Linked DNA regions of Homo sapiens: region 2 is linked to region 1. The links are chromatin contacts, found by Hi-C or POLR2A ChIA-PET in ENCODE. All regions are on one chromosome and are shown on one strand. The core of a region is the stretch at or near the end of the contact, and the rest is flanking DNA. Distances in the headings are between cores, read along the strand shown.

Region 1 (7,597 bases), core at 2,438-4,937:
CTTCCGGGCCTGCTGTCTGTCATGAGATGTTACATCAGAGTCAGGTTGGAATTTGATCTTATTGCTACAAAGAGTCTGTTTTGTCGGTCTTAAAATCTCTGTTTTAATGTTAATGCTGGTCAGTTGGGTCTAAACTCCAAAAAGAGAAGGGTATATAATGAGACCTTCCCCCTCTCTTCCTGTCATGGCCTGAACTTCTAACCACCCCTCTTCCTGTCATGGCCTGAACTTTTTCAGGTTTTTTTTGGGATCCCCTTGGCTGAGGGGGTACATTCAGTTGGTTGGGGAGATTAGAATTTTGTTTTTGGTTTATAATAGGAAACTCAAAAACAAAAACCTCCAGCCTATTCTAAATGGAACACTATGCAGCAGTTAAAATTAATAAACTAAATTTATATAAACTGTTGGGAGAAAAAACTTCTCTACCAATTTAGGTCCAATTGGTCGGTGGCCTGTGAATCAACTGACAATACACAGATTAACAGGAGAAAAACGTACTACATATGCGAAGGTACCCTAAAGAGAGTAGCTCCCAGAATAGCTGGGGGGGAAAAAATCACACAGCCATAAAAGAGAATAAAATCGTATCCTTTGCAGCGACATGGATGCAGCTGGAGGCCATTATCCTAAGCAAATTAATGCAAGAACAGAAAACCAAATACCACATGTTACAAGTGGGAGCTAAACTGTGGATTCTTATAGACATAAAGACGGCAATAATAGCTACTAGGGACTACTGGGGTTGAAAGACTAACTACTGGGTACTATGTTCACTACCCGGGTGACAGAATCATTCATATGCCAAATGTCAGCATCACACAATATACCTAAAGTATCAAACATGCACATGGACCCCTAAATCTATGAACACAATTAATGGCTAAACTTCTAGGTGCAAAACTAGGGATGGCATTTGGGCTGTAAAGAATGGCACAGGCTGTGGTTACCCCAGTAACCACTTTCTTCCAGGACTCACTCAAGGCAATAGGGACTTGCTTGGTCTTGCCCCTTCTGTTATGGTTCCAGGGGTGGTTGCCCAAAGGTGATGCAAGTTGATTCTCCCAGGGATGGGTCCCCAGTGAGAGCTCTCAAGCTATTCAGGGACCTTCAGAGCCAAATTCCCCTAGCATTTTGTTCAACTCTTCCCCATGTGTACAGGGACAAGGAAGGGTTTTGCATTATCCTTTCCCATTTGTTGAAATTACATCTATAAGAACTGATGAAGAGAAGGGTCAGTTTTTTCCACCTGTCTCAGGGAACTGGGTGGGCCTGATAACTCTCCCACTACATGCTCCTGGCCCCAGATTATCTGGTTACTTATTTTTAAACTTCCTGATATTAGGGGAAAAGATTTTTCCCTAAATTCCCTATAAGTGATATTTGAAGCGGTGGTACGCCACCCAGCAAATGGCTGTATCCAGTTTTAATGGTTCATAAAGTAACTTATGAAGTGACTTGTTTTCTTTCAATTCAAAGGAAGTCTGGGGAAAGGCACCATTCATTCATTCAAGATGGGGTCTCAATATGTTGCCCAGGATGGTCTTGAACTCCTGGGCTCAAGGATCCTCCTGCCTCAGCCTCCTGAGTAGCTAGGATTACAAATGTGGCAGTTTGAAAGGCACTTTCTTGGTCTATGTGGTCCGCCTGTACCCAGATGATTTGGAGCCTCACCTTTAGTCCCACCCTGGCCAGCCAAACCAGGGTCAGCCTGGGGCTCCAGGAAAAAATGAAATGTTACATGGCCTTACTTGCCTTTTTCTGCTATTCATAGGCTGATATTGGTTGATAGTAAATATAAACCCACTGGGCAAGTTCATTTTTGCACAGAGTGACAACCGTCACTGAACTCTGTTTTAAGGGAGGGATTTTGGTGGGTTTTTTTTTTTGAGACAAGGTCACCCAGGCTGGAGTGCAGTGGCATGATCTCGGCTCACTGCAGCCTTGACCTCCTGGGCTCGATTGATCTTCCCACCTCAGCTCCCCAAGTAGCTGGGACTACAGGCGTGCACCATCACGCCTCGCTAATTTTTTGTAGAGACAGGATTTTGCCATGTTGTCCAGACTGGTCTTGAACTCCTGAGCTCAAACAATTCACCCACTTCAGCCTCCCAAAGTGCTGGAATTACAGGCATGGGAGGGATTTTTTTTTTCTTTAAATTGAGATGAGGTCTCACCATCATGCCCAGGATGGTCTTGAACTCCTGGGCTCAAGTAATCCTCCCATCTCAGCCTCCTGAGTAGCTGGAACTACAGCTGTGTGCACCACACCCAGCTAATTGTTCAACATTTTTGTAGAGACAGGGTCTTGCTATGTTGCCCAGGCTGGTTTCTAACTCCGGGGCTCAAGTGGTCCTCCTGCTTCAGCCTCCCAAAGTGCTGGGTTACAAGTGTGAGCCACTGTGCTGGGCCAGAATTTATTTATTTATTATTTTTAAAGAACCTTCATTTCCTCTGGCAATCTGCTTGGGGACATGCACATGAATCTCATGGGAGAACAAGAAAACGTTTCCTTTTTGTGTTCTCCACTTTCCCTTCCCTTTCCAGAATCTAGGCCCTGGTGATTCCCTTCAGGAGGCAGGAAAGCGATTCCTTGAAGAACAACAGCCGTCACCTTCCTTCCCAGTTGAGCCAGAAAGGCCCCACAGCTCTGCCACAGATGCTACAGAAAATGTTTCTGGCCTCAACTCCCCAGGGAGGGAGTAAGCCTTGGGGTTAGTTCAGTTGCACAGTTCCACGTCTGTTAGCAGCCACTGGTTCTCTTACTCCAGCTATGTTTAGCTTTGTTTGACTATCTTCCATGGGAACACAACTGCATTAGTGTTCCTTTTCTCAGTTCTCCATTTCAAAAATTTTTATTTATTTATTTAATTTCTGAGAGGGGGTCTTGCTCTGTCACCTAGGATGGAGTGCAGTGGCACAAACACAGCCTCACTGCAGACTCGACCTCCAAGTTCAGCCTCCTGAGTAGTTGGGATCACAGGCATGCACCACCATGCCTGGCTAATTTTTTTATTAGTAGTAGAGACAGGGTCTCCCTATGTTGCCCAGGCTGGCCTTGAACTCCTGAGTTCAAGCAATCCGCCCGCCTCAGCCTCCCAAAGTGCTTGGATTATAGGCGTGAGCCACCGTGCCCCGGTATCGGTTCTCCATTTATAACAACTTGTCACCAAGAACCCGAGACCCAAGCTTGGGTCAATGGTTGTCCAGCTAGGATGAGAATAATGTGCTGGCTATCTGGGTACTGTGGACAGCCTGGAAGCCCCATGTGGCAGCCAACTTACTCATTTTGCACACTGCACCCAGAGAAGGGTGGCACTGAGTGGAAAGTGAGGCCAAGGTCATCACAAACAGCATCAGGCTCTACAAAGAGTGACAGCAACCTGAAGCACAGAGACAGGTCTAACATGGATGCAGGATGTAAGTGACGTTGGACCTAGTCTTAGGTCACATCTGCATACAAAAATCCTCACTACAGGAACTGTCATTATTTAAACACATGAGCAAGGACACAGATTTTTGAAATAAGCACTTATTCTTTTGAAGGGTCTAAAAGGTAGAATGTAGAGATGGAAGACAGTAGACCTGAAATTCCTTCCTGACCACGGCCTTGTACAAATCTTCTGCCCTGTCTGTCCAGATGTTTCCTCATTTTTGACCAGATGCTAAAGCCTCCAAATCAGTCATTCTGAGATCCATGCCAATTCTTAGCCATGATTCTAAAAATAGCCAGAATAGAAATAATATACAATCCTCATATTTATGCTTACTTCTTTAATACAAAAACAGTGTAATAACAGCATGAAGGAAATAATTTAATGATTTTAATTTTTCAGCCTAAAATTATTTTAAACTAATGGTTTCACCTTGTTCCACTTGAGTAATCAAATTCATATTTTCCCCCTTGCCATCTCTCCCCCACCTGCATCCTGTGAATCAACAGAAGTTAAAACCCTAACACCAGTGGGAAACAGAAACTAGCCAAGAGCATGTAAAACAGAAACAAGACAGGCGTGGTGGTGCTGAGGTGGGAAGATCACTTGAGCCCAGGAGTTCAGGCTGCAGTGAATAATGGTTGCACCATTGCACTCTAGCTTGGGGGACAGCGTGAGACCCTGTCTCTATATTAAATTTTAAAATATAATAAAAGAGAAAGAAAATGCCTAATTACAGTTCTTGGTGAATAAATGATGTAAATGCCCATATTTTACTACCTGCTCACGTATAGCGTTAGTATTGTAATCAGATAGTTTATGTACCAAACTTGTAAGTTATGCCAGTTGGGACCATTTATCTAACAGGAAGCAGGCCCAGGCAGGTTCCTTTGCAACAAAGGATGGTTCAATGTTGCATACAGTTGAGTTGCCATGAGAGACAATTATGGCCATCCCCAAATAAGGAAAACTTGATTGCACTTAGATAAAAATTGCGATTTTTCAAATTTTGAGGTCAAAACCTGTATACTCTACAACTAGAGGTAAGCTTAAGCTAATTATGTTCTATTTGAGTCTTCCCTTCTGCTGACTAAATCACCATTTAAAATATTTGTAAACCTTGGTTGTAAAGTTGGACACCTAAGAATTCAAAATAGCAATTGTCCCACAAAGCCCCATCCCTTCCAGTATTGTGTTCTTTTAGGAAAGTATTCAATTATCTCTCAGCTGATCCTAAGATTCCTTCTATATCTTGTCCCTTTCATTTGTTTAGATATTTACTATACACTTTGAGGCTGGGTGCAGCGGCTCATGCCTGTCATCCCAGCACTTTGGGAGGCCGAGGTGGGTGGATCACCGAAGGTCAGGAGTTTGAGACCAGCCTGGCCAACATGGTGAAACCACGTCTCTACTAAAAATATAAAAATTAGCTGGGTGCGGTGGCGCATGCCTGTAATCCCAGCTACTCGGGAGGCTGACACAGGAGAATCGCTTGAACCTGGGAGGCAGAGGTTGCAGTGAGCAGAGATTGCACCACTGCACTCCACCCTGGGCGACAGAGTGAGACTCCTTCTCAAAAATAAATAAATAAATAAAAGGCTGGGCATGGTGGCTCACACCTGTAATCCCAGCACTTTGGGAGGCCGAGGCGGATGGATCATGAGGTCAGGAGTTCAAGACTAGCCTGGCCAAGATGGTGAAACTCCGTCTCTACTAAAAGTAAAAAAAAAATTAGCTGGGTGCGGTGGCAGGTGCCTGTGATCCCAGGTACTCAGGAGGCTGAGGCAGGAGAATCGCTTGAACTCAAAGGGCGGAGGTTGCAGTGAGCCAAGATCGCGCCACTGCACTCCAGCCTGGGTGACAGAGTGAGACTCCATTTCAATAAATAAATTAAAAAGAAAAAAAAACATACAAAAAGATACTTACTGTACACTTCAGAAAACAGTATTTTCTAACATCGGTTTAGCATTTATTTCCCTTTAATTTCTATTTATATTATTTTCTAAATGTTCACTCAGGTGTAAAAAAATAACTTCAACAATTAATAGTTTGACATGATGTCAGCTATTTAAGATACTCAACATCATCCTCTGCTTTTCACCACCTTCTTGCATTTGGGGGTGAAGAGTTAAACTACTTTTTTTTAATGCTGGAACTCTTTTTGAATCATTATTAAAATAAGACTGGGGGAAGAGAGGTTATATAAAGGAAATAAAGAGTCTATAATGGAATTTAGGCTTTTGCTGTTACAGCTGAGAAGAACTAGAGCTTCCAAGGAAAGCCTGACCTAAGAATAAGGCCAAATCTTTTGCTTCGTATCAACACAACGCTACCAAAATCTGGAGTTATTTTCTGACTTTATTCTGAAAGCTAACTTTTAGCTTGGCTGGACTGTTTTTTTCTTTTCTTCTCTCATCTTTCTCTCTCTCTCATCTCTCTCTCTCTCTCTCTCTCTCTCCTTTTCTTTCTTTTTTAGAGATGGGCTCTTGCTGTTGTTGCCTGAAGCCCCAAACTCCTGGGCTCAAGGCATCCTCCTTCCTCAGCCTCCTGAGCAGCTTGGACTTGAGGCCTGTGCTACCACACCTGGCTAACGGGCAGGAATCTTTCTAAACAGACTGAATTTAGAGTGCTTATTGCTCAAGCAGGGATAATTTCTACAAGGTCCAGTTCAGGCTGAGATTTTTATTTTGTCCCTAATTTCCTGAAATCAAAACAAGTGGTTTTAATCTAGGATCGCACAGGTAGAAAACCTAGTGGGGTCTCTGGGAACTTTATACCTGTTTTCTCCTTCCCTGGTCCTTTCTCCATGCTTTTATTGTTACCAGGGAGATGTCCTGGTTTAATGTAAGTGTCCCTTACAAAACTTTCTAAGAACTTACTCCCAGAAAATACAAAAAATGATGATAGCCAATTAGGCAAGAGAGGGGGTAATTTAGTCTTATACTTTCTCAGAGGGAATACAAATTAATACAGCCTTCCTGGAGAGGAATTTGGCAATGTTTATCAAAGTTAAAAACTGTGTACTAGGCCGGGTGCAGTGGCTCACGCCTGTAATCCCAGCACTTTGGGAGGCTGAGGCGGGTCAATCACTGGAGGTCAGGAGTTCGAGACCAGCCTGGCCAACATAGTGAAACCCTGTCTCTACTAAAAATACAAAAAAAAATTAGCCGGACGTGGTGGCAGGTGCCTGTAGTCCCAGCTACTCAGGAGGCTGAGACAGGAGAATCACTTGAACCCGGGAGGCGGAGGTTGCAGTGAGCTGAGATTGCGCCACTGCATTCCAGCATGGGTGACAGAGTGAAACTCTGTCTCTAAATAAATAAATAAAACTGTGTACTCCACTTCTGGGAATTTATTCAAGGAAAGTCAACTCTTTTCCTAGTTCTAGCCTTCTTTCTGTACATTAGATTGATGGGTCATTAACTGTTCTTAGTATGTTTCTGTATTTTCATAATAGACTATAATAAACATATATACCTTTGATAATAAAAAATTAAAAATCATCAGTAAATATAAAATATACCCTGTTAGAAACAACTTGCATTCAGAAGTGCTTAGTGTTAAATGTGGGGACCACCTGCAACAACCAGTTTTTGGTTTTCTTTTTAATTCTTGAAAACTCAGTATACATTAACTGTAGTTCTTCCAATGACCTAGGGTTTGGGAATACAATTTTAAAAGCCCATGGCCACTCTTGTAGCTATTACTTTCATGGGATGACCTAAACAGAGTTTCAGACTATGACAATGATTTCCTCTCCTTGTGGCCCATGTGCTGTTCCTTCACACTTCCACAGACTTCCATGGGATATATGAGTCAATACTAAGGTGATAGCTCTAGTTATTCCTTCCAAGGACATCTGGAATCCGATTATCTGATGAGATATTCTATTGCTCCATTTTACAGCAGGAGACCTTATCAAAATTCTCCTAGATTACATGACAGCAGCCCTGGGAACAGAAGGCAAGTTTAAAATAGTTTTTTTTTTTTCCAAACCACATTCCTTTCTTGAATCTATTTACAGTACTGTTTCAAGATGTTTTCTGAAGGGTGCACAGGGGCTACATTGAAAACCTTCTGGTTATTGTTTGCTAACTGCTGGGATGGTTTTAATCAGAGAAGAAGCCAATAATTTCAGCTTGGGTGTTAGAAAAGCTCCTGAAATG
Region 2 (7,754 bases), core at 3,199-5,698, 270 kb before region 1:
AGTACATGACACTTCTAATTCCACTTCCTGGAGATAACCACTGATGATGGCTTAGTGTATATTCTTCAAGTCTTTTGTTCAGTGCATATGTTTTTTTCTTTGTAAACTAGGTTTGCATGATAATATATAATCATTAATGTTAAATTACTATATATAGTGAATTACTAAATATATATAGTATTTAATATTAAATTACTAAACACTATATATATTACTAAACACTATATATAATAGTGTTATATATAAAAAATGTTTAGTAATTTTCCTTAATAATATGCATATATTCCCATGGAACTATATATTTTTCCACATTTCATTTTAATGGCTATCTAGCATTCTACTGTGTGGAATGTACTATAATTTATTTAACTAATTTAGTTAATTCTCTGTTATTAACCACATAACTTATCTCTAGCTTTTCTTTAAGCCTGGTACCCCTGTGGTAAACATCCCTAAATCTACATCTTTGTACATATTCTTAGGATACATTCCCTAAAGGCACACCAAAGGTTGGGTGATTATATCATTTATTCTACAAAGCAGGATTCTTTGAGAGTGAAAAAAGATAATATTAAAAATCCATAGTAATTAATAAATAACAATAAGCCAGGACTGTTCTGGGCGTGACACACATTGCCAGATTGGCCTCCTGAAATGTTTACACTCCCACGGGCAGCTACCAAATGTCCTTGCTCTAAGCCCTTGCCAATGCTGCCAGTCCTATACCCCTACACCCTCTTACTCTCTAGATCCCATCTTCCAAAAAACAACAACCACACACACTGCAAATACCATGAGAGCCCTCACTGGAGATGTGACAGTGGTTGGCAGAGCTGTTTCTCATGGCAGGGAGAGGACAAGTAAGTCTTTGCCCTGGTTAACAATGATTTGACATTTGGTGAGTTCATTTTGTCTTCTGATCCAGGTACATCCACTGGATTAGTTTCAAGGCAGCAATGACCTGCCTTCCTTACCTGCACACAGGCCCAGGTACAGGCTCAGCCAGAAGAGGAATCTCCCAGGAGGGCCTCTCCCCAGGCCCAGGCAGGGAAGCACTGCCATGGATAGCATCTGCCAGGACAAGCTGACCTGCACAAGAGACAGTCCACCGTGAAGAGCCGAGCATGAGTTGGCAGCTGCTGTCAGCTCAAATTGTCCAGTACGCAAACTTGGTCTTCAGAGGACTGACTTCCTCTTGGATAGAAGAACCCTCTGAAACCATGACTGTCAAGAACACACCCAAATAAAGCAGCTGCCGAAACCACAAAAACAGAAAGACTAGATTCATTGTGAAGATGTTTTCTAACATTCAAATGGGCTTTTGTTAGTTTTGTTTTTGATTTTGGTGGAGGTCATTTGAGTCTTGTTATCAAGGTTACAAAGTGCTCTCTGGGAAAAGATCCGGGCCCATTTACCAGGCTGCCTTGCCTGGCTTTGCTTCTCGGGTATGAAATGAACATTGAGAATGCAGACACTGAAGAAAAGACCTCAGGTATCTTTGACTTTTTTTTTTTTTTTTTTTTTGAGACAGGGTCTCAATCTGTCACCCAAGCTGTAGTGCAATGGCACGATCTAGGCTCACTGCAACCTCTGCCTCCCAGGTTCAAGCAATTCTCCCACATCAGCCTCCTGAGTAGCTGGGATTACAGGGGCGTGCCACCACACCCAGCTAATTTTTGTATTTCTAGTAGAGATGGGGTTTCACCATGTTGGCCAGGCTGGCCTTGAACTCCTGACCTCAAGTGATCCATCCACCCTGACTTCCCAAAGTGCTGGGATTACAGGCGTGAGCCACCATGCCCAGCCTATTTTTGACTTTCTGAGTCAAGTAACCAGATGAAACCAGTCCCCTTGTCCACCCAGAGTCCACTCAGGCTATACTTGATTCATACTTTTTTTTTAATTTTTATATTTTTTTTAGAGACAGGGTCTCATTCTGTCACCCAGGCTGGAGTACAGTGGCACAATCACGGCTCACTGCAACCTCGAACTACTGGGCTCAAGCAATCCTCCTGCCTCAGCCTCCCAATTAGCTAGGACTACAGGCACGTGCCACCATGCCTGGGTAATTTTTTAATTTTTTGTAGCAATGGAGTCTCACTATGTTGACCAGGCTGATCTCAAACCCCTGGTCTCAAGCAACCGGCTCCCTTTAGCCTCCCTAAGCACTAGGATTACCGGTGTGAGCCACCACACCTGGCCTGATTCATATGCTAGACTCATATGCTAGAAAAGCCAACCCCAAATGGGCCCTGATAGAGCAATCTTGTTGGGGACAGTTTTACTTGTAAGTAACTGGCTCCCTGACCTACAGAATATAAGCCTTCAGAAAAAGCTTCAGAAAAAGCTCAGCACCCTGCCTCTCTCCTCCAAATAATGTTCCAGGTGATATTCTGCAAGCACACCTGGAAACTTTGCTCTGTTTGTTAACCTAGAAAATTAAATGAGCAAGGGACAGAGCAGGCTGGCCTGGAACAGGGACTGGGTACAAACCAGATCTCCAAAGCTTGGGCTTATTCTCTGAAAGAAATGCTCTTTTTAATTTCAACTCTGATGTCTTGGTGGAGACATTCAACTGGAGATCTGGAGTCTTTGATATAAGCAAAGGCAAGCTTGTGGGATCACCACTGGCTACAGAAAGAAGCCCAGCTCTTTGGCAAAGAAAATCCTGGGCTCAGAGAGTGAAGAGTGTGTCAGATTTCTCACGTCAAAAGTCAGCTTTTGTATTCAGAATGGAGCCAGAAGGTCCTGAATCCAGAATGGCCTAGAGCCTCCCCACATGCTGTCCTAGCGGGGGCTTTAGCAGGTGGATTTTGATAAAGATAGCTTTGGATGCTAAGCATAGAAAAAAAGAGAAATGTTGGCTCTAGGCTGGGTATGGTGGCTCACACCTGCAATCCCAGCACTTTGGGAGGCCAAGGCGGGTGAATCACTTGAGTCCAGGAGTTCAAGACCAGGCTGGGCAACATGGCAAAATCATCTCTACAAAAAATACAAAAATTAGTCGGGCATGGGGTCACCCACCTGTAGTCCCAGCTACTAGGGAGGCTGAGGTGGGAGGATCAATTGAGTCCATGAGATCAAGGCTGCAGTGAGCCGTGTTTGCGCCACTGCATTCCAGCCTGGGTAACAGAGAAAGACCTTGTCTCAAAAAAGGAAAAAGAAAAAAGTTGGCTTTAGCACCTCGAACCCTAGATGACTTCCTGAGTGTCATATTCTTTGGCTGCTACTCTGGAGTCACATCTCAGGGAAGATCCAGACAGACGGCTTTGGTCTTTGTGTTTGTAGGTCCTTTTTCCCTCAGATACTCACCTGCCCTACTCCCTCACCTCATCTATGCCTTTGCACAGATATTAGCAGATATCTGTGCTGATAAAAGTTGCGACTGCACCAGGCACAGTGGCTCACACCTGTAATCCCAGCACTTTGGAAGGCTGAGGCAGGAGGACTGCTTAAGGCTAGGGGTTCAAGACCAGCCTGGGCAACACACCAAGACCTTATCTCTGAAAAAAAAAAAAAAAGTTGTAGCTCATCAATTACCCTATCTGAAATAGCCCTGAATCCCCTGCCTTATTTTCCTTTATTGCACTTGTTACTACATCCCATTATATTTTACATGTATGTGTTTAATATTTGCCTCCCTAGTTAAAATGTAAAGTGCATGAAAGGAGACATTTTTATTTATAGTCAGGTCCGCAGATCTTAGGACAGTGCCTGGCACATAATAAAAGCACAATAAATATTTGTTGAATGAGTCTTAGAGTTGAGTCAAACATCAGATAGCAGGTATTTCTACTGGGCAAATGTGGACTCACCCCAGAGGTGTGTAGAAGAGGGTGCAGAGTCTGGAGTAGTTTGGGGTGTAGGTGTCGGGGGAGAGGCAATTGTCTCGGGTGGAAACAAAATCCATGGCTTGTGCCCCTGCAGTTGCAAACACCATGAGTAGACGACAGAGAGAGAGAGAGAGAGAGAGAGAGAGGGAGGGAGGGAGGGGGAGAGAAAGAGAGAGAGAGAGAGAGAGAGAGGGAGGGAGGGAGGGGGGGAGAGAGATTGAGAGAGAGAGAGAGAGAGAGAGAGAGAGAGAGAGAGAGAGAGAGAGAGAGAGAAAACTAATTGTAATTCCTACTCATAGCCACAAGATGGCACTATTGCTCAGAGTCTTTACTCTGAAAAGCCGAATCTAGCAGAATCTAGCAGTCTAGTTTGGGATTCCTTGCTTCTCTCCGTCTCCTCCCGTTTCTCTCTCCGCTTTCCTCTCTTTTGTCTTCCTCTCCCTTCGTTTTTAAACACTGCTTTTATGGTGGACTTGAGCAATAGTATAGGAGAAGCCATTGGTGCTCAGAGAGAGATCCCCGAGATGGATATTTGGCCACACTAGGCACAATGGTTTGCTCACTGAGCACGGCCGGAAGGCCTGGCTTCACCAGCTTCCTCTTCTCTCTGGCCAGAACCCACAGCCTTGCTGTTCTGGACCTGGCCCGTGGCTTGGGAAGCCTCCAGGGACAATCTTGCTTCTCCCTCCCTTACTCCATCCTCCCCACCCCATAACATGCTTATCTGGGAAGCACCTGCCCTCAGATCTGGTTCCAGGGGTCCTTGCTTTCCACTTGAGAAACTGTAAACACGCACAGAATGTCTCCTGGTGGGGGTTCTGAGGCCTTTTCCTCCCTGGTATTTTAGCCTAAGGAAAAAGCATTCAGTGGTGTGGGGATGGTGGGTGGAGCTTGCGGTATTTTTCTAAGACTTTTGCAGTTGGGGAACAAATCTCCAGGGAAGGGGCAGGGCCTCGGGCTAATTCCAGTACAGTAGGATCAGGGCCATGAAAACATCACACAAAGGAAACTTCAAAGCTCTTCCCCAGTCTGAATGGGCAGGGCCTGCTGAGAGGTCAGATGTTAACCTGATCCAAATGCCCTCTTGCTTTCAGGTGCCCCTCGCAGGCCTGCACACCCCTAGGGGATCCACCCTCTCCCAGGTCAGAATTCCACAGGGCCCTGAAGCTTCCTTACGCAGTGCTCCCCATCCCTGTGCTTGAAGCAAAGCCAGGGAGGGCAGAGCCCAGAAGTTGGGATCTGGTTCTGACTGTTCTCTGGCCTTAGGAGTAGAGGCCAATTTCATCTCTGCAAAGTGAGGCTGGGGCTGAGGAATGAAATTACACCTTCATCCCGCTCAGTCCTGCCTCATCCCCAAACCTTGCCAAACCCTGACACAGCTACTTTGCAGGGAGTGGTGAGAATTAGGAATGCTGCAAGGTCACTTAGGGTGATCATTAGGACAGTCATTAATTTCTGAGGCCTAAGAGTGACTAATTTATCTCTGATAGACACAGGGATCAAAGGAGAGTATTTATGGCTTAGAAACAAACCTCCCATTCTTTCCCCTGCTATAATAAATAATAAAAAGCTCCCAGGCCTCCCTCCCTTGTCCATCTCTTCCCTGCCCCTTCCTCTCTGTCTTAACTGTCCCTGCACAAAAATTAACCCTACTCTTGCTTCTCTGTACTCTTCCCCTTCCTTCTGTAAGAACCAGAGAGGGGAAGAGAATTAGCTGGCCCTGAGAGCTTCAGCTGCAACTGTGCTGTGGAGTGAGGGGTGCTGATCCCAGGGGAGGACATAAGCCAGGCCAAGAGTGGGCTCTCCCTGGGCATTTACCATGTTTACTTTCCTAAGTATGTATACCAGGGCCTGGTTAGGCTAGAAAGCAGACTGTCACCAGGTTTATTAGCTGTGTGACCTTGAGCAAGCTACTTTTTTAAAGCCTCAGTTTCCCAATCTATAAAAGAAGGATAATAATAGCATCACAGACTGGCTTATGAGAATGACATAAGATAAAATATATAAAGTGCTCAGCACAGAGCCTGATGCAAAATAATGGCCACCACATTTACCAGGACCTCAACATCCTTATTTTATTTCCAAGAACTTGAGGCTGCAGTACAAACTGAGTCCTTCACTTTCTGTTGTAGCCTCTGGGAGACGCCAAAGTGAGGATGGGTGTGGCCCTCCAAGGACGCTGGACCCCTGCTGTAACAAGACACAGATCACACGGGAGGGGTTCTCAGCCTTAAGGATGCCGTGAGGTGGGCCTAGATCATGGCTTCTCACCGCCGCACTACTGACAGACCATTCTTTGTGGTGAGGCTTTGTTCTGTGCATTGTAGGCTGTTTCGCAGCATCTCCGGCCTCTGTTCACTAGATGCCAGTAGCAGCCTTCTAGTCATGACTATCAAAAATGCCTTTAGACATTGTCAGATGTCTTCTGGGGGACAAAACTGCCCTTAGTTGAGGGGCACTGGTCCAGGAAGGTGGGAAACATAGGGGCAAACCTGGCAGGGGTGAGGAAGCAGGTATGAGCCTGCGCACAAGAGCCCCTCCTACCCTGGGCAGGGCTCAGGCAGACCCTCAGCTGACTGTGGAGATTGGCCCTGGAAGACGAAGTTCTCTCTAGTAAGGCCATGGCCTTGCTTCCTCAAGAGCTGATGCCCTGCTTGGACATGGACCCCTGGATTCCCCCCAGCCCAAACCAACATACACAACCCTGTCCAGCCCCAGGAGTGCTGGCCAAGAAACAGTGCCCTGGTGGCACAGAATGCTCACTAAATGGACCCTGGGTCCATTCTCATCTCAGGGCAGAGCATGGAGCCAGGCTGGCCCTGCCACTCATGCACTGTGTGGCCTTGGGCAAATTGTTTCACCTCTCTGTGCCCCAGGATCCTTATCTGTAAAAATACCTTCCTAGGCAGGTTGTTGTGAGGATTAAATGACTTCATATTTCTAACATACTTAGAAGAGAGCCTGACTCATAGCAAGCACTAAGTGTTTGTTAAAGAAGCCAAAACCCAAAAAGAAGCTGCTGCAGACCAGGCGATGATGCAGCGTTGTGTATGTCAGAGGGTGCCTCAGCTATGACCTAAGGTCCAGGAGCTGTGTTTCCAAGGGCCTCTGGCCATTTGTATCTGGGTGTGGTGGGTGTATCTGGGGTCCCTGCAGCATCTCCCCTATTGGAGGTGGTTGTTCTTAGGAAAGTTCATTTTGACCAGAGAGAATACTCAGTGCAGTGGGCTCCAGAACTTCTCACTTGACAGCCCCTGGGAATTTCTTTGACTTGAGGGTGCTGGGAGAAAAGTCTTTTCCTCTACCAACTTAGGTTTGAGGAGGGGGTTTGTGAAATGACTCACAATAGACATACGAACGGGAAAAAAGACGAGGTCTATTCATATGTGGGAGCACTCGGTAATAAGTACCTTGCTGTACAGCCAGAGGTAAAGGTTTAAATACCAACTTAGCAAAAGGGAGGCAATGACAGCTTCGGAGGCTGGAAGGGTCTGATGGGGCTTGTTTACATAGTGTTTGGGAATGTACCAGTGCCCAAGGCCAGTCACCTCCCTGACTGGAGACCTCTGGGGGTGGAGATGAGGAGAAAACTCTGTTTTAGCCAGGTAGGGGTTCACTGGTGATTTCTTTTTTTTTTTTTTTCTTTTCCTTTTCCTTCTTTTATTCTCAGACCTCACAGGGATGGATCTTTTTCTTCCCTTTTTTCTTATTTTTCTTTTCTCACCCTCCCCCAATTCAGATTTCTTTTTGCATCTATTGTTGAAGCATCTGTTGTTGGATTTTGGTTGCTTAAAGGGAAGTACCTTCAATTTGCTGGGAAGAGAGAAGGAGCGAGGGAAGGAGCTGTTGAGTGAGCTGCTGTGATCTTTTGGGAACCCTAATATTTCCTGTCTGGCAGAGGAGGCAAAACCCCAGTCCAGA

The links. Hi-C counts contacts between places; a loop is a spot of excess contacts on that map. ChIA-PET counts read pairs that join two places held with the same protein, here RNA polymerase II (POLR2A). Pooled maps may share reads with other maps.
Region 2: a map with no recorded cell type shows a loop between it and region 1 (8-fold over the local background). The contact joins two enhancer-like sites. A Hi-C loop is called at or near these places in 4 of 168 maps with a recorded cell type or tissue (Caco-2, GM12878, IMR-90 and 1 more), 33 of 37 single-sample maps with no recorded cell type and 10 of 50 pooled maps. POLR2A ChIA-PET finds 5 or more read pairs at or near these places in 2 of 52 experiments (Caco-2 and MCF 10A).

Annotation. Positions count from the first base shown.
Region 1 is chr2:62,137,346-62,144,942 of GRCh38, reverse strand. No RefSeq gene overlaps it. Among named protein-coding and RNA genes, the nearest start is that of B3GNT2, 55 kb to the left of the region's middle. RefSeq lists an enhancer at 2,788-2,877. Within about 2 kb of position 3,687, at least 3 of the 41 ENCODE cell types and tissues checked have a DNase peak (open chromatin) inside an H3K27ac peak, as active enhancers do; they include GM12878, where a contact is called at or near this core.
Region 2 is chr2:62,408,650-62,416,403 of GRCh38, reverse strand. LOC105374764 (a long non-coding RNA gene) reads right to left here and starts at 1,211. Exons shown (of 6, transcript XR_002959390.2): 1 at 975-1,211. RefSeq lists enhancers at 980-1,049, 4,210-4,399, 4,671-5,430, 6,362-6,441, 6,682-6,771. Within about 2 kb of position 4,448, at least 26 of the 41 ENCODE cell types and tissues checked have a DNase peak (open chromatin) inside an H3K27ac peak, as active enhancers do; they include GM12878, where a contact is called at or near this core.